2 separate regions of the Homo sapiens genome follow, and region 1 is linked to region 2. A link is an interaction called in ENCODE POLR2A ChIA-PET data of the cell type or tissue named here. Cell type or tissue: PC-3. All regions are shown on one strand. Each heading gives the region's core, and the rest is flanking DNA. Links, peaks and the distances in the headings are about the cores only. Region 1 overlaps LOC105372529 (a long non-coding RNA gene). Region 2 has its middle 12 kb from the start of LINC01752.

What was found. Peaks named below come from ENCODE experiments on the same cell type or tissue, not always from the same donor. Only the 100,000 strongest peaks of a DNase experiment are listed, where the experiment ranks them.
Region 1: POLR2A ChIA-PET joins it to region 2 with 5 read pairs; 1 of 35 experiments calls an interaction of 5 or more read pairs at or near these places.

The regions. Positions count from the first base shown.
Region 1 is chr20:11,326,092-11,335,263 of GRCh38, reverse strand. The region is part of intron 2 of LOC105372529 (a long non-coding RNA gene); the gene reads left to right. Among named protein-coding and RNA genes, the nearest start is that of LINC02871, 300 kb to the right of the region's middle. In PC-3, for the core only: no CTCF peak of the experiment used is centred there; a DNase peak (open chromatin) is centred at 4,003.
Region 2 is chr20:10,736,941-10,746,112 of GRCh38, reverse strand. No RefSeq gene overlaps it. Among named protein-coding and RNA genes, the nearest start is that of LINC01752, 12 kb to the left of the region's middle. In PC-3, for the core only: no CTCF peak of the experiment used is centred there; no DNase peak of the experiment used is centred there; H3K4me3 peaks cover 641 bases; H3K27ac peaks cover 368 bases.

The DNA.
Region 1 (9,172 bases), core at 1,758-5,757, 590 kb before region 2:
ATCCACAGAATAAAAATGATTCCAAACCACCACAAACTCTCAGCACATGCTTACCTGTGTTTTACCGAAATGCAAAAGTATATAAAACCTTTCTTTTTGTCCTGGGCCATTTTTTTTTTTTTGCATATATTGTTGGCTCTTCAATTGCTAAAAGGACTTTCTGGCATCTACTTTCTACTTGACAGGAACATATGAGCCAGTGTAATATACAGCTATTTCTATGTGGTTCTTTTCATCCACTTCAGCTTTTGTCTCAAACGCACTGTGCTAATACGTAATCTAACTCTACAATCTCATTTCTTTGCACCATACAACAGGAGACCAAAAGTCTCAGAGATTTCTTCCTAAGCCCTGTTCTCAAGGCCCTGTGAGAGGTGAAGCTGCCTAAATGCCTGGAATGCATATTCTCACTGCGTGGGTGTTTTTTACTCTCTAAAGGCTCTTGACCTAACCTTCTATCCCTAGGGCTGGTAAAATCACATCCCAGGAAAAATGCTAGTGATTCCCATCTTGAAATTGCTCTTCATTGAGAGTGGGGGAAGGGAGTTAAGTTTTCTTGATTACCTGCCAGCTGTTTAACACATGTTATCTCATTTTATCTCCACACATCCCTGTGAAGCAAGTCATTATTATCTCAGGTTTGTAGGACAAGAAACAAAAACTCAGAGGGTTTAAGGAACTTGTCCTGAATCCTAGCTGGTAGGAGGCAGGGATACTAAACTAAACTATGTTGCTTTAGCAAATACACTTTCAACAATCTTATAGCTGCTTCCAAATCTCAGAATTGAATCCTTCTTAAACTTCCATAATTTGAATTGTAAACTCAGTAGGGTGAATACCCATTAAGGAGTATGAATATTGCCCAGTCACTTGATGTAATATTAATAACAATATTTTAGAATTTGCAGAAATCTTAGGGATTGTCTAATTCTACCTCTTTGTGTTACATAAAAGCATCCATGACATGTTCAAATGTATTGAAAAAAATAAATTTTCTGATTCAATAAAGTTGTCAGGAACTCAGCTAATGACTGTTTTCAAGTCAACTGTTTCTCGCCAACTGAATTCTTCTAAAACCAGAGCAGAGTAATTTGGCCCAGACTGTGATTAGAGCCCAGCTTGTATAATAGTAGTTCTGGAAAATAGATGTTTGTGAATTCAGCCTTTCCATTAATATACCCAGCAGAGAACATGTGTGGCCTGAGATGTAAGTTTTTTCAGAAATTGGTCATGGAATCTCTTTGGTTGGCATGTGTGGGAAGAGGTAGGTGTGTGCATCCACACAAGCTGTGGAGAATTTTATTATGTTTGTTCTGAATCTAGTCCAGAGATCCTGCCTCAGTCAGAATTTCTCATCAATAAAATTTACCTTAAATTTTAACTCAATACTTTAAATAAATATTTATTTTTATTTATTTATAAATAAAAATTGTATTTATTTATAAAATGCTAAAATAAAATAAATAAAAGTAATTAATTATTACTTTAAGTTTTTAAATCTCATCAATGAAATCACTTTAATGTAACCCTGCCCAAACCCTGTTTTTCATTTGCCCCATTCCCTCTGCTCTTTCTCTTACCTTCTAAATTATATCCAAACACATCAAACAAGATTTATTCATATTTCTTTATTTTCAAATTCAGTATAAGCAACTTTTTTTTTTTTTCATGGATAAGCTAATTTAATGGGCTTTACTCTTTTTGGTTGCCCAAGTTCCACATTAGTACTCTACTCTTGGTAGTTCTCTTCCAGGAATTTGGAGACTGGATGCTGTAGGGGTCTGATTTGAGTTATCCAAGTGGGAATAGAGGAAGAGTTAGTCTAAATAAAAGGTCAGTGAGCTCATTATCAAATGTTTAAAACTGAAGGGATGCTTTGAGCCAGAGCATAGAGGGGTGGGGCCTTGGGAGGTTTTCTAGGATGCCAGTAATCCTTGAGGATAGGAAGGAGATTGCAAAGTCTGCTTGACTGTTTCAGACACAGAGAGAAATAAAACGTAATTTTGTGGTGAAATGGCAGCGTTAAGTCCAGGGCCAAATTATGATTACAAGATAATCACTAAGACATTTGTAACAATGCTGGCCTTGAAGTAGAACTAGGAGATGAGGGATTTGGAGGGAGAAGGATGCTTATTTCTACTGTATAACTTTGGGAGATGATTTGTGTTTTTAATATATACATATATTACCTTTTTCAATAAAGAAAAACCAAAGTTTTATTTTTACAGAAGAATAACCACAGTTGTAATCGTAAAAGATGTGAGAGTGAATACAAATATACCCCAAAAGAAACATCATTGGTTACAAATGAAAAGTAAATGACTGAAGGGTGATACTCACAGCCTTCCAATCCTTCACAGCATCTTAAAATTTGCCTTGTTGGAGCACACTGTATCCAGGGATACCAGCGTCTATGACTGAACTTTAAGCATGTATGAGGCACTCTAAGGCATTGAAAAATTAATTTAAGTTTTAGAAAACATGACACATTCTCAGTACAAAATGATATTCAGAAATATGTGATACTTCTGCAGATCAGAGAAAAGGGAGCTCAAATCTAAGAGGGGAGTCCCATAATGTTTGTGAAACCACAGAGACAGAATTTAAATAAGCCCTTGAGGGCTTGTGGAGATGTCAGAGCATGTGGGTGGAAGGAAGCCAGCCTTTGAGGGCATGAACCCCACACCAAGATGTGTAACAACAAGATGATGATGTAGATTCTTATTGGGCCACTTTGGAATAGATTTATTTATAAAGTCAAAAATACTTCTTGGGGCTAAATTTGGAGTTTTTGAGAAGGAACTGAATGTCAGTGATGGAATTTGAATGCAACTATGCATAGATTGGGTCATGGGAGAAATGTGACCACAGTTGTATCATTAGTTTGATTATGTTGTCTCCCATGTGCAGGAGAGCTTGGAGAAAAAGCAAGTGGAAGCTTGAAGGGAAATTCCTCTTTCCGGAGGAATAATTGGGGTTCAGTTACTTAAGGGGGCATTTGGGGAAGATGAAGGAAGAGAGGTGGAGTTCCAAGCCCTAAATCCTGTCTCAATAACAGCAGCAGTGATGATTTCACTTGTCAAATATATTGGATTTCCTCCTGATATGTCATTTATGGAAAGCATTGTCTCCGTAAAGGTGTTAATAATTCCATCATCTGAGTATGAGCCCAGCAGTGTCTGACCTAAGCTGGAAATAGGGTGATGGAAAGAGATAGGTTTGGAACACATTGAGGAAATGAGAAAACTCAGCATGAATTTGTGACTGACTGGGCATATAGTAGACAAGAGAAACCATAACATATGACACTGAGGATTGTATTAAGGTCATTTGGTAGCCATTTTGATCTGTATAAAATTTATGTGGTGTTAGAACATCCAGCATAAATGTCTTCCAGAAATTTGAGAACATGCAATGAACACTTGTGGGCAAAAGACATAATTTAGAAATCTTGAGTAGGAAAGATCAGGAATACACGGGAAATGGTTTTCTGAGAGAGATGAATGAGAACATCACAATAATGGCCATAGTTGAAATACATTGAACACATACATGCCAAACATTATACACGGATAATTTCATTTGATATTATTATTATTATCCATATTATAACTAGGATATGCATATTGTTGTCTGTTTTTATTTTATAGCCGGGAGGCTGTGGCACAAGAGAGGTAAAAGAATAATGCCCATAGTAACAGAGACATCATAAGATTAAATCTAGGCAGTCTGGCTCCAGAGCTTGTATTTTCTCAGAGAGGAGGTGCAAGAAGCATTTTTAAATGGTGTAGGATAAAGTGGCCAAAAAAGTCCAAGAATCTGGACACTACCAGTGAGGTGGAAGGCACTCCAGGTGTCTGTTACAGAGTTGGGACTTTCATGGCAGTGTAGTTTACTATAATAAGAAATTGGACACAAGCTAAGTGTCTGTCAGCTAGAAGACTGGTAAAATAAAATGTGACTCATACATTCAAAGGAGTATTACATCGCCCTAATAAAAAAGATGAGGCATGTCTGTATTATTGAACCAGATCGGGCACTTGGCATGCTGATAAGTGAGAGCAAGAGACACATCATCTCACTTTTTAAATAATACCATCTATGTAAATCATATAGATGTTCTTTCTTTAAGGAATAGAAAAATATCTAGGAAGATGATCTTTACAATGTTGAAAATGGTGACCTAGCTATTTAGGGGTCAAAGGGATGATGATTAGAGGAATTTTGATGGTTCTCACTTTCTTTTTTATTTTTTTCCCATATTGTGTGAATTTTCTAAAATCACTACAAATTTGCTAAGTAACAAAAACGTAACAAAGCTGTTTTTGCTTTAAAACAAGAATGGTCAAGTGCATTATATGTTGCAGAGACATCAAGAAACATGACTTAGGGAAAAATTAAATTTGCTTTCAATTTAGACAGTGTTCCTCCTTCTCCAATGAGATGGAACCAGTCAATTAGCCATTTGTTCCCTTACTGTCCACTTATTTTTCTGTGAAAAATAGCAATACAACTTAGAACACAATCCTGTTCATGGGAAGGCCAAGACACAAATGATCTCAGTACTTTGTAGAGGACACTTATGACAGAATCCAGGAGTTAGAGAATATTTCTTGTAGGATCCCCATTCAGATAATTTAATTTCCCAGGTGTAAACTTCTGTCTGGTTGGTTCGTTTTTTTTTTTTTTTGTGTGTGTGTGTGTGTGTGTGTGTGTGTGTGTGTGTTTTAACTCATTATGTCCCTCTGGTCACAGTACAAAGATATTTGATCATCAGACATTAGACAAAGTGGAAGGATTTTCAGCAGATCCCAAATCCATCAATTGTTTTGAAGAATCTCCTATCATCTTGTTCTCATCAAATATGCCTTCTTGCCTTAAAATCAACTTTGCCAGCTCTGTTTACCAAAATAAATCAGTGTGCCCAGGGTGTTCCCACATTTTACTTCTGAGCCAAATGCTATCTTATTCTTAGATTCCCATTTAAATTACAGATTAGGACTATAAAATGTGTTGATTAACATCATTAGAGAAAATCTTAAAGAGCTCCATTAACTGTGATATGTGCCAGAAGATATACACAAAATAAAGTCTGGGCTCCTTTAAGACCATTCACTACTGCTCCAGATAAAAAAGACTCATATAGAAATTGTAGATTATTAGATAAAAGCTCTTCTACCTCAAGGGAATGTTACCATTGCAATCTAGAACCAAATGACATACTACCATTACAAGGAAATGCCCTTTTTAGGGACTAATGAATTACTTTTGATTTGTTTTTCTTATTGTTATATTATAATTTCAAAAGCTATTGTTATCAGTTCAACTAGATAAAGTTATTTCATAAGCAACATTTGTGGGAGCTGGTTCAAACACAGATAGCTTAGTAATCAGCTTTCTAGGTTTAGAAGGGGCTGTCGTGTTACAGCTTAGAGAAGTATTTCTCTCATGCGGGAAAATATTTGAGTATTTGAGTCTGATATTCTTAGTCCAAAAAGTGGAAGGATTTTCAGCAGATCCCATATCCATCAATTGTTTTGAAGGGTTTCATGAGTATGAGAAAGAGATTCATCTACTAGGGCCACAGCCTTACCTGACAGTCATCCTCTATGTTTAATACATATTTTATAATATAAATTTGCCATTATTTATACATTAACTAGGTTGCAGCTCCCAGAGAGCACACTGTTTTTTTTTTCCCTTTATGTAACCTGATTCCTAGAGTCTTTTCTTTTCTACTAGGCTTGTTGAGATTTGAGAACACAATAATAGAACCTGTAGGAATGGCAGTTAGGCTGACAAGCTTGACTGAGTCATCCAATAGTTCATCTCACATCATTAACACCATGAAGTAAAATCCCTGCAGATACTCACACACTGGTTTTTTTGTCTTTGTATTTTTGGTCCTCTATTCATATTTTTTTAAAGTCGGCTATTCTTGAGCATATTTGGAATACCACTGAAAAATAGCAAGGCATACCCATGCTATGAATTGGAATTGACGTTACAGAATGAAATGGTCATATTGTGCATGATACTTACATGTGATTACCTGATAAAATGTGTCCCGTGTAGCTCATGATGTTTCAGACCCCATGTTCCCGGCCTCTTTGGTCTAACATTGTTAACTTGCCTCTCTTGGCTTCAGTAAGTCCAAGTCTTTCTGGGTGTGATGACGGAGGTAAAGATTCTCTTATTCTCAGCCAAGGGCTGCCACCGTGCCTTCCTTGTTCCACTCAACTGCCAAACAACACCGGGGATTTCCGTGATTTTCCTGATAGCTCAAGGAAATGGGTCAAAGAACACTTTCTCAATATCTCTTCTTTATTTGTGCTATCCACATTTTCGTTCCAGATTCTACCCTGAATGGGCAAACACACACTCACATACGCACACTCACATGCTAATAGTCCATGAACCTTTCCTAAGTGATTAATTCTTTCATCACATTCTGGTATTTAAAATTTACCAATTTTAAGGTAATGACACGTTAAGCCATTGCTAATACTTTTGTAGTGATTGTCAAACAAGATCTTTTTTCATTTTCTGAAATATACTGTGAACCAGGCTTTATATATACTTCTTATTTAATTCTTAGGCAGGCAGCGAACATTAGGTGTTTGCTGTGGTTCGGAGAGTTGTGGTTCCAGAGTATGTAGCTAAAGACTGATAGAACCAGAACTGTGGGTCTCCAGAGCCTTGATCACTGACACTTGCTTCCGGTATGGTTTATCTCTATATTGTGTTTTTAAATTTTGAAAAATAAACTCTTGTTCTGGGAGGAATAAAGAACTGAATGCTTCTGATCACCAGTCCCTTTAACTTATCATCCAACACTTGATTCATTACTCCCTTTAGAACTTCCTCCATCAGCTCCTGCTTTCCCCACTCCAAACCTTCCTCCTTTCTTTCCTCTCCTTCCCAACCTCTTTCCTTTGCTCTTCTCCTCCCCTCTTTCCCTCCCTTCTTATCTCTTTTCCTTCTTTTCATCCTCTATCCTTCTCTCCCTCCCTCCTTCATCTTTCCACCCTTAATGTCCCATATCTCCAGTGCTCCATGCAACACTATTCACACACACATACACACACACACACACACACACACACATTTACAGGGGACTTAAAATATGCCAAGTAGTGTGCTATGCTTATTATATGAGAAAATTTATTTAATTATCACAGCACCCTTTTCTATATTACATGTACGGAATTTGACCCTCAAAGATTAGGTAACATCACAAAGCCAAGTAGTGTGTGGGCGGTAGTGCCAGAATTCGAACACCAAAAATTTGACTCTTGATCCTTCAATCTGAATGTTGTAGCATACTTTAACAATTTTACTAGGCAGAAATCAAGTAAATGTAAATTAAAATAGCACGATATTGGTTTCTCAACACCATCTCCCCACTCCAGTTAAATAAGCATAGGTTAAAAAAAACTATAGTATTTGATACTGGTGAATGTGCAATGATTCAGAAATCTTTACATTATAGGGAGTGCAGCTGGTGCAGTATTCTTGGAAAATATTTTAATGCTATATCAAGAACACTTTAAAACTCCATATGGTTAGGCCCAGTCTTTTCTCTTTCAGGAATCTATTCTAAGAAAGAAGTTTAAAAATACATATGAAGATTTGCCTACTGAAACACTATTTTGAGCAGGGAAAACAAGAGGAGGCAATGTAAATATTTATCAATGAGGTAAATCATTAAGTAAAATGCAGCCATTAAAATAATATGGTTTTAATCTTTTTGTTATAATATGTGGCATGCTTACAGAAAAGTCCACAAAAACTGAAGGTACAACTTAATGATTTATTGTAAAGACAATACTCATGTATTCACTATGCAGATCAAGAAGTGGACCAACATAACCCTGTCTTTACTAAAAATACAAAAAAATTAGCCAGGTATGGTGGCAGGCGCCTGTAGTCCCAGCTACTTGGGAGGCTGAGGCAGGAGAATGGCGTGAACCCGGGAGGTGGAGCTTACAGTGAGCTGTGATCGCGCCACTGCGCTCCAGCCTGAGCGACAGAGTGAGACCCTGTCTCAGAAAAAAACAAACAAACAAAAAAAAAGAGAAATGGGCCATCATTCCAGAAGTTCCCCAACTTTCTGATCAGAGCTACTTCTGAACTTGTTATCATTAGTTCCTTGCTTTCTGACTATGGATGCAATCCTAAACAAGGTAGCTTTATTTTTTCTTGTTTTTGAGCCCTATATAAATGAAATCCAATCTGTATGTATTCTATTGTGTCTGGCTGTTTTTAGTTACTATTTATTTGTCCATTCCATTGTTGATTCAATTTGGGAAATATGCAAGTTTTGAACTATTAAAAACAAAACAATGCCACTGTGAATATTCATGAACTTCTGTCCTGTTGCACTTGAGCACACAATTTTGTATCTGTATTGCTATCTATTGCTATGCCATTACTTGGACATAGCTATAACTTCAACTAGACTACATGCTGACAATCTATTTTTCAAATCAACTGTATCAGTTTATTCACCTACCAGCAGAATTGTAAAGTTCTTATAGCTCAAATCTCTTGCCAAATCTGTGTACTGTTATTAAGGGTCTATTTAAGTCTTTTGGTTTTTTGGGCTAGTTTTCTTTTCTTTATTAATCTGCGGGTGTTCTTTATACATTAAGGCAAGTCGTTTTGGCTCTTTGTATTGAAACATCTTCCAGATGTGATTTGCCTTTCCACTCTCTTAATAGTGACTTTTGAATAATCAAAATGGATCATTTTGATATAGTATATTTATCAGGTTTTTTTTCATTTATCTTACGTTAAAAACCATTTTCCTCCTATATTATTAGGAAAAATGTTACTTATATTGTCTTCTAAAATGTGTATGATTTTTTCTTCAATTTATCACTATGCTCCAACTTAAATTAATTTTTAAGGATAGTGAGAAGTAGGAATTCCAAATCATTTTTTCCCATGTAGATACCCACTTGTCCAGTGGCCTCCACTAAATGATAGCCACTTTCTTACTAACCTAGAGTGCCACCTGTATAAAGAAAGTGTGTTTTCAGATTTTCTGTTTTGCCTCATTAGTTTGTCTATCCAAATCTTAATGCTAATAATATCCTTAACTCTACTAATTCTATAAAATGCTAGCCAACCCTGACCGAATTATGAAACCTAGTCCCAACCCTAACTT
Region 2 (9,172 bases), core at 2,991-6,990:
ATTCCATTGTATTATGTATGTACCACATTTTCTGTATCCATTTATCAGTCGATGAACATTTAGGTGTTTCCATGTCTTGGCTATTGTGACTAGTCCTGCAATAAACACGGGAGTGCAGATATCTTTACGAGGTAGTGACTTCATGTCCCTCAGGTACATACCCAGAAGAGGGATTGCTGGGTTGTACGGTAGTTCTATTTTTAATTTCAAACTGTTTTCCATAATGGCTACATCAACCTACATTCTGAAATGTGGGAAATTTACAAGGAAAATAAAAACAGGAGAGAGGCTCAGGATGCAGGAAATGTGTTCTCTTTCTGTTCTGCAGAAAGCTTTCCTTACTTTCTCTCAACTCACATTTATTTTTCTCATCTCTCATTCTTCATTCTTATGATGAATATTTTGTGAATCCGGAGCAAGGTCTGATTTTATTCCAAAATTAGCACCATTTTTCTGGCACTGAACACAGGGGATTATGTATCAAAAGAATATTTGCAAATGTGAATTTGATGAAAACTACTGCATCTACCTCTCTATTTTGACCTCATTAAATAATTTTCTATACCCAGAACACTTGAGATGGTTTTGCATTATACAAGTTTAATTCTCATATGCATCAAAATATTTGTTTTTTAATGCCAAATTGGTCAGTTATTACTTTTTTCAAAATCTTCTTTGACTTTTGTTTCTCCTTTTTTTTTCTTCTTTCTTTTTTTTTTTTTGTTTTGAAAGAATTCATTTGTTTCTGAAAGATGGTCATACAGAAGAAAATAAGCTCAAGGCCCTCGATATTTCGGTCAAGGTCTTCACTTTCAGTTGAATAAATTCTGCATTCAAGGGCCCCACACGGAAGTGGGTGGGAATAGTTACATTTCCAGCCACTCTGCATCTCTAGCTTTAGTTTATTTGCAGTGAAAATTCCCAAGGTTTTCTTTCGTTTTATTTTGTTTTTCCATTTGCTCCCTCTCTGACCTGTACTTGTGCCAGCAAATCATTTCTGACCCAAGTGAACAATTTTACAGACAGCCCTGTTCATTTCCACTTGTTAGATTTGGCCCAAACTCAGCGGTCATGGCCTTTTGAATTTTAAGTCAATCTTAAAGTCAATTTAAGTCTCTTATCTAGAAATTGTGTTCCCTCTCAGCATTGTGTCCACAACATACTTGATGATCGTATTTTCAAATCTTCCTCTGAGGAGCTGATTACATTGTTGGTAAGGGTTGGTCAAGAAACAAGTTTTGGCATTACTATTATGATTAGATTTTGAAAGATTGGGTTTTTATTGATGCAGGTCCTCAGGTGGGCATTAAGAAAGAGTTTTGACAGTAACAAGGGATGAGAGGTGATGGAGGTGTTACATTTCCAGCACTTGAGTTTTCTAAGAACTGGCTTAGAAACAGCAATGGCTTCTGATGAAGTGAAGCAGGAACTAGCTAAAGGTTTACGAAATTGTTTTGTTTGGTATCTTGGAAAAGAAAAATGATCCCTCCTATAGCAACATCTTTATTTCATATGTCTATATTTTAAGAGTTGGCCCTGAAACAAAAAATCAGTCTAGTAGGAAGCTGATTCTTTTTTTTTTTTTTTTTTTTTTTAGACAGGGGATCACTCTGCAACCTCGGCCTCTGGAGTTCAAGTGATTCTCCCACCTCAGCCTCCTGAGTAGCTGGGACCACAAGCGTGCCACCACACCCCACTAATTTTTGTGTCTTTAGTAGAGACAGGCTTTCACCATGTTGCCCAGGCTGGCCTCAAACTCCTGAGCTCAAAGCAATCCACCTGCCTCAGCCTCCCAAAGTGCTGGGATTACAGGCGTGAGCCACCATGCTCAGCCAGAAGCTGATTCTTATTCACATTTTGGGGATTGCTGTAGATAGGTCTCTACCAGCTGGCCCCATGCATTCCAAGAACAAGCAGGCAAGCCTCTTTTCTCTTTTTGTGGAGGCCCAGATATATCTCAGAGTCTTATATTACCTTCCAAAGCAGCATGTAAAATCCGAGGTAGGAGTTTTATTTTTCTGCTTACTTACGTGTACCTAGACTTGAGCTATAAAAATACTGAAGTCGATAGTCAAATGTTAATCCAAGAAATTTTCAGATCACAATTCTCCCTCTCTGTCCTCAAGGCTTCAGCTCACTTTGATGAGTCTTAGAGTACAACATGAAATGTATGATTTTGACACCTGTGTAACATGAAGGTTTCCTTTCAATATTGTGTGTATTTATTAGGTGTTTGAAGCCTTGAAGGTATAAATAACTATGCTCTTCTGTACTCATGGGATGTGATTAAATTACATTCATGCATAAAATAATTCACATTGTGCCTTTTTCTGTGTTGTTAAATACTTGAAATCCGATCAGAACCTTCAGGAATTACCACACTTATCTTGCAAGGACATTTAGATTGTGTGAACATTCGTAACTGTCACATTCTCATGGCATTTATAATGAGAATGTAAATAAATAATGAGAGAAAGAAATTAAGCAAGGTAATGAAGTAATTATAAAAAACCAAGCTGAATCTCAAGAAAATTAAAATTGTGGATTTCATGTTAAATATTGAATCTTCTCTTTAACAAACTTTTTCATACAATCCTAACAGTTGTTTCAAGCAAGATCATTGATTAAAATTAGCAGGTGAAAGTAAGAGGGGAAACAAGATTTTTATATAGTCTCAAAGCATATCCCCACAGAATACTTACTGATTACAACAGGAGATGTGTAATTTTATAGTGGAGAAACTAGCGGACACTCCGTTAACCAAGTGATCAAAGTTAATATCACCAGTGATAAGATATCAACACCACATGCCTCCTAATAGGCTGCACTGAGAAGGACACAATATCTCTTCCATGGTATTCCTACTAAAAGTGCATAACCTGAGAAGAATCATGAAAAACATCAGACAGACCTAAAATGAGGAAACTTTCACAAAATCACTGGCAAAATGTTTAACGTTCAATGTCACAAAACACAAAGAAAGACTGAGGAATGTCTCAGATTAAAGGAGAATAAGTAGAGGTGACAACTAAATGCAACATACAATCCTACATTGGATTCTGGATCAAGAAAAGGATATTAGTGAAATAATGTAAAATCTAAGTAAAGACTATAGCTTAGACAATAGGATCGTATCAACGTTAATTTTATCATTTTGATCACTGTACTGTAATTGTAAGAAATATTACTATTTGAAGAGTCTGGATGAGGGCATACTGAAATTATACAATATTTGTGACTTTTTTATAAGTCTGATATTATTTCAAAACTAAAACATAAACATTAAAGCCAAAATAGATGAATAAATGTGCCCCTATCTATGTCCCATCTGATAAATTGCTGAAAAAGAAAAAAGAGAATGGTCGAGAAATCTAAAGTTTGAGAATTACTGAATTAGATGACATATAAGATCCCTTTCCATTCTACAGTTTTACAATTCCACAAATTATGAAATTTAGAAAACCACAATGTGTCAGGATCAATTGCTTTGAGAAAATGTGCCATCAATTTAACCATTAAGAGATAATTTATTTGAATTTCTTTCATCTTTATGTCCACACCAAGGAAGTAGAATCAGCTAATGCTTTCATGAGAGACATCAACTACTTGAAATGAATGTGCTTCTTGTCTTTTCCACTAGTAAGTACATGTACACATGTATATAATCAATGCATGCCATTCTAGATAATACATGAAGTTGATAATTTAAATTATCCATACTCATCGTAACCTAGCTTGGTCTGACACCCAGCTTCCTAAGGCTCACAGTTGGGGTGTTCACAGATTAAAAATTTCATTTCAAATTGCCTTAAATATGCAGGAGATAAACTTGCTGCTATAGGTGTAGAAAATAACATGAAATATATTCTGTGGAACTGTTTAAATATAACCCACATAATTGGGCCTCCATGTTAATTTTTTAAAATAACAACATTCACTTAACTTGGCAATGTCCACACTTTAAAATGAAGGTAGAAAAGTATATTTGAATTTGAAAACAAATTCTCTAGCTAAGACTAGCCTCGGGAATTACTTATCATCCCTGATTCCTACACGTTGAAACATTGTTTTAAGAAAGTATTCCATGTTGTTTTTACCAAGGGTACTTTCTTCTCCTGCAGAAGAATGGTGAGAACAGACTTAGAGACAGCACCTTGGGGTTCCAGCTTTTTCTCTGCCACTTGCCAGCGCTGCCTCGATTTCCTCAGCTGTAAATAGAGAAGACTGGGCGAGAAGGGGATCTTATACCATGTATTATGGACCTCTTGGCAGTGTGATAAAGACTATGTCCTGTTCTCAGAATAATGCTTTTTGCTCATAAGTAGATAAAATATATAAAGTTACTCAAAAACCTAATGACAGAAAACACAGTACTCAAAATAGTTTTAAATGTGTGATATAGTAATATATGTATTTTCTTTAGTAGCACACTAAAGAAGAAGATCTAGCAGTGGGTTCAGTAACTACCATAATTTCACAGAAGTGATGGGCAGAGATGATGTCTTGAGATATCTACACTATAATATGATATAAAGACATCTTTGATTTCCACTGTGTCAATATCATGGGTATAGCTGATGTTCTTATGATTTTTTGTCCTCATTTGAAATAGAAAGAAAGAGTATATTTCAATTAGACGTTAGGGAACACAAAAATGTAATTATTTTCCCATCCAAGTTCACAGAATCCCCCTGGATTCTCTCCAAGGATCCTTTGAGTACAAACCTCTGGACCAGATGACCTCACGGTTCTCTCTTCCCCCCTCGAGCCAGTCGTTTCTCTAATCTTCTCTGGCCTTCCACCTTGAGGACCCGAGTCCATCATGTGTATGTGTGTGTGCCTCCCTCTGGGGACTCAAGTTTAACAAGATATCAAAATATTTCATTTGCGAGTCTTGGCTGCTGTACAGCACTTAGCAAAGCAGAGCCAGTTTTCCTAGTTGAGATTGGTCAACACCAGGTTCATTTGTCTAGTATTTCACAAAATATTTTCCCACATTTGTCCCACTGCAGTTTGAAGGCTGTAACTGACAATATAAATGTGCCCTAAGGTGGAAAGTCCGACCCCATTTCCCTGAGTGATCTCCAGGGTTGGCCATTACCATGCAGATGCCCGGAGTCAAGGGATCTCCATAGATCTGCTAATTATTCCCCAGACTTTTCCACCAGCAATAAAAATCCCATTTGTTGCAGCTTGTTTGTAGAACAGCCCCCATTTCCACAGTGGTGGTATTAATTAGCAAAAACCTGTGAAAATGACCAGAGTTTATGTGCTTTAAGGAGAGGGAAAGAAAGGAACCTGGATCACTTCTAAATATTCTTATAAATTCCCCTATTGCAACCAGGAGCTAAAAGCTCACTTGTCTTAGATACTGTGACTTTTAATGCTTGTAGTTCTAAGTGGGAATTAGTGAAGCCAATTAGTGAGTTCCCATTAGAATAGTGACTTGGTGAATCCTGAATGCAAATAGATACATTTCTCAGATAATCAATCACCATTCCCTGATGATCTAGTGGCGCCTGAAACTGAGCCTGGAGAGATCCTGGAAGCACCATTCTTAGAGGAAAGACCCCTGCTAGTGGGGAGCTGTAGAAACAAACCATCCCTCCAGGGTTCCAGAAGATATTCCAGATGATGACACTGGGCACTGGGGACTGGAGAGTGATGAAGGGTGTCCCTGTACTCCAGCCCAGGAGGACACACAAGCTTTAACCTCAGAGACATCTGATATACACACACAGGGACAGAGGCTGAAGGAGAAGAACGAATGAAGCTGTAGACGTTTTCGTCAATGATCTTACCAAGTTTTCCTGTTGGAGCAGCTTTGTTTCTTATATATGTTTGTGCTAATTTTTAAGTGGCCCTATTTTCTGTTTGTTACAGGTTAGCCACAGGAGAAAATGGTCTGTCCTACGCTTAAAAACCCAGTACTTAATCACTTGCTAAGCAAGTGTGACTCTAGCTTTACTTCTGAAGGGTTAACCAAATGGATAAAGGGTAATAATTCTTCCCTCTCTTCACTTTCAATGAGTGTTTCAGAATGTTTTACTCCCTAATTTCTACCTCGAGCCAACAATCACTGCTGACTTTAGCTAAGAATTCTATTTTTTAATATTTTTATAGCTGCAATGTGAGTTTCCCATGCAGTTTTTATTAACTCTGTTTCATTGCAAGGCCTTGCAAGCAAAAACGGCCCTTATTTTTATTTGGAGAAATCTATTTCGGTGACAATCTAGCCTCGGGGTAGCTATATGTCAATCTCTTTGCTTTTTTTCCTGTTGAAACAAGCATGGGAAAGTTGCAAGACAAACGCCACACAGGGCAGGGCTGAAGGAAGCAGCATACCGATCCTCATCTCTGGCCAGCTCAATTCCAGAAAGTGAAAGGAAAGTGAATGCCGAGGAGGTGCAACTATGTAAGGTAGAAGAAAACTTCTGCATGTCTACCCACTTTTATTCCCAACAGATGAAAAGGCTTAAATTCTCACCACTTATCAACTTTTCCCAGAAATGACATTATTTGGGATTATGCCGGGAGGCTGGAGTGTAATGTTTACAAGAAGCAGCATGTCTTCTTAAAAAAGAAATGGGACTAGGTGCCTGGTGATTCTGGACTGCAACCCCATGGCATCCTAAACTCTACTCACTGTGACCCCTTTGGAGATAAAGCCAAAACTCTACTCACTGTGACCCCTTTGGAGATAAAGCCTAGTCCTTCTGAGGTGTCCCACAGGGATTATCAAAATTCAAACCCCAGCACCCTACACTAAGAAATGGCAGTATGACAGCTGCACCAGTCCTAGGTGTGCACATCATGAGGCCACGTTTTCCAAACACACACAAGCTTGTCATCTGAAGCCTTGGCTGCTTGATTGAAAACAGTATTTGGATTCCCAAACCTTAAAGCTAAATTCTGAAAACAAATGGGAAAATATAACAGAGAGCAGGGGAAGTGTGAATATCTTTGAACAAGTCTGACATCGTCCCAGATTTTTACATTATTTCACTTAATCCCCCCGTCAACACTACCAAGTAGACTTAATACTCACCTTTTATATATGAAGATAAGGTTGGCAAGAGAATTAGCAGCCAAAGAAGCAGGTATAACTTATATTCTCTCTTTCTCTAGCACAATTAGAAAAAGACAAAGTTGGAAGCCACCCTAGAGTCCCTCTGGTTTTACCTCTTGTTTTTCAGTTTATGTGCAATAGAAGAGGGACAATCTAGCCCCCCACCTGTTTTTGTAAATGAAGTTTTATGGAGACACAGCCACACTTGTTCATTTACATATTATCTATACTTTTGCATTGCAAAGGCAGGGTTTAATAGCCACAATTAATATCATATAGCCTACAAAACCTAAAATATTTATTGTCTGTCCCTTTACACAAAATATTTGCCAATTCCTGCTAGAGAGCAATTTGAGAAGAACTGACATCTTAATGATATTGAGTTTTCTAAACCATGCATGTGGCATAGTTTTCCATTTATTAGGTCTTCCATGACTGAAATGTTTTGTATTTTTGTGTACAAGTCTTGCACATTTTGTTAGAAATAAGTTTAAGTATGTTATGCTTTTTGACGCTACTTTAAATGGTATTTTTAATTTTATTTTCAATTGTTTGCTGTTGGATACACAAATACTATTGATTTTGTATATCAACCTTGAGTACTGAAATCTTGCTACACTTACATATTAGTTCTAGAAGCTTTTGTGTCAATTTCTCAGGATTGTTACATAGATAAAAATGCCATTTGTGAGTAAAGAGTTGTATTCTTCTTTTCAATCTCTATGCCTGTTTTTCTTTTTCTTGCCTTATGGCACTGGTATGAACTATAGTACAATGTTAATGGAATTGGCCAGAGTAAATATTTTTGCTTTTTTCATGATCTGAAGGTGATTTAATAGCCACCATTAAGTACGAAGTTAGTTGTTGCTTTCTCCCTGGATTTTGAAGTCCACCCTTTCATTTCTTTGTGTCTAGTGACAATGATTTTTTTCACAGAATGAATGAGAAAATGGAGAGCCTAAATAATCTGAATGTGTATTATTGAGTCCTGCCATATGTTCAAGTTTTCTAGAGTTGACTGGTTTGACAAGGCAAAAAGGAGATGGGGGTGGTGAGAGAAAGTAGTACAAAAGTCCGCCTTTCTGTGCTGCTAATTGTTTGAGAGAAAGTCTTGAGTAAGAGCGTGAAATGGCACAACTGCCTTGGAAAACTGCTTGGTGGTTTCTTATGACATAAAACATACACTTTCCCTCTGACCCAGCAATTCCACTACTGGGTATCTACACAAAAGAAATAAGTGCATCTGCCAACAAAAGTCTTGTACATGAACTTTCATACCAGTTTTATTTGCAATGGCCAAAAATAAGAAATAACTCAAATGTCCATCAGCAAGATTAGATGTTTAAAGTGTGGTATAATCATACAGTGGCATACTATTCAGTAGTTAAAAGGAATAAACTCTTGATACACACAACAATGTGGATGAACTTCAAGAAGATAACACTAAGTGAGGGAAGCCAGACTCAAAGTAGTGAATATTGTTGGACTCCATTTATATGAAATTCTAGATCAGGTAAAACTAATCTCTAGTGATAAAAATCAGAACATTGGTTACCTGGGGTGGATGGAGGGGGAGGAATTGACTAGAATGGGGCAGAAAGGGACATTCTAGGGAGATGAAAATGTTCTAAATCTTGACTATGGTGGTGGATCCATGGGAGTATATATTTGTCAAAACTCAAACTGTATACTTCAGATCTGTGCATTTCACTGAATGTAAATTAATCCTCAAAGAATAAAGTTAGAAAAAGCAAACCTTGCACTTCAGCCTGGGCGACAGAGCAAGACTCCGTCTCAAAAAGAAAGAAAGAAAGAAAAAGCAAACCTGCAGAGCAAATGCAAAACATTAATAAATTAGTCTTCATTTATTTGATGTACTTTATCATTTGTCTGATGTAATTTCAGATACTTTGCCCCTGGTATGCAGAAGATCTGCTGAAGACCAATCGGCAGTACCATGGAATAGCTTTATAAGCAGGAGTCCAGCCCCACAATCTCTACCGACAGTACCGACAGACATCCCCCTACTAATAAACATACACACTATGCAAAAACCATTTGTGTGTCAAGCAAAGAAGCTTCAAAACTGGTTCCATACACCTT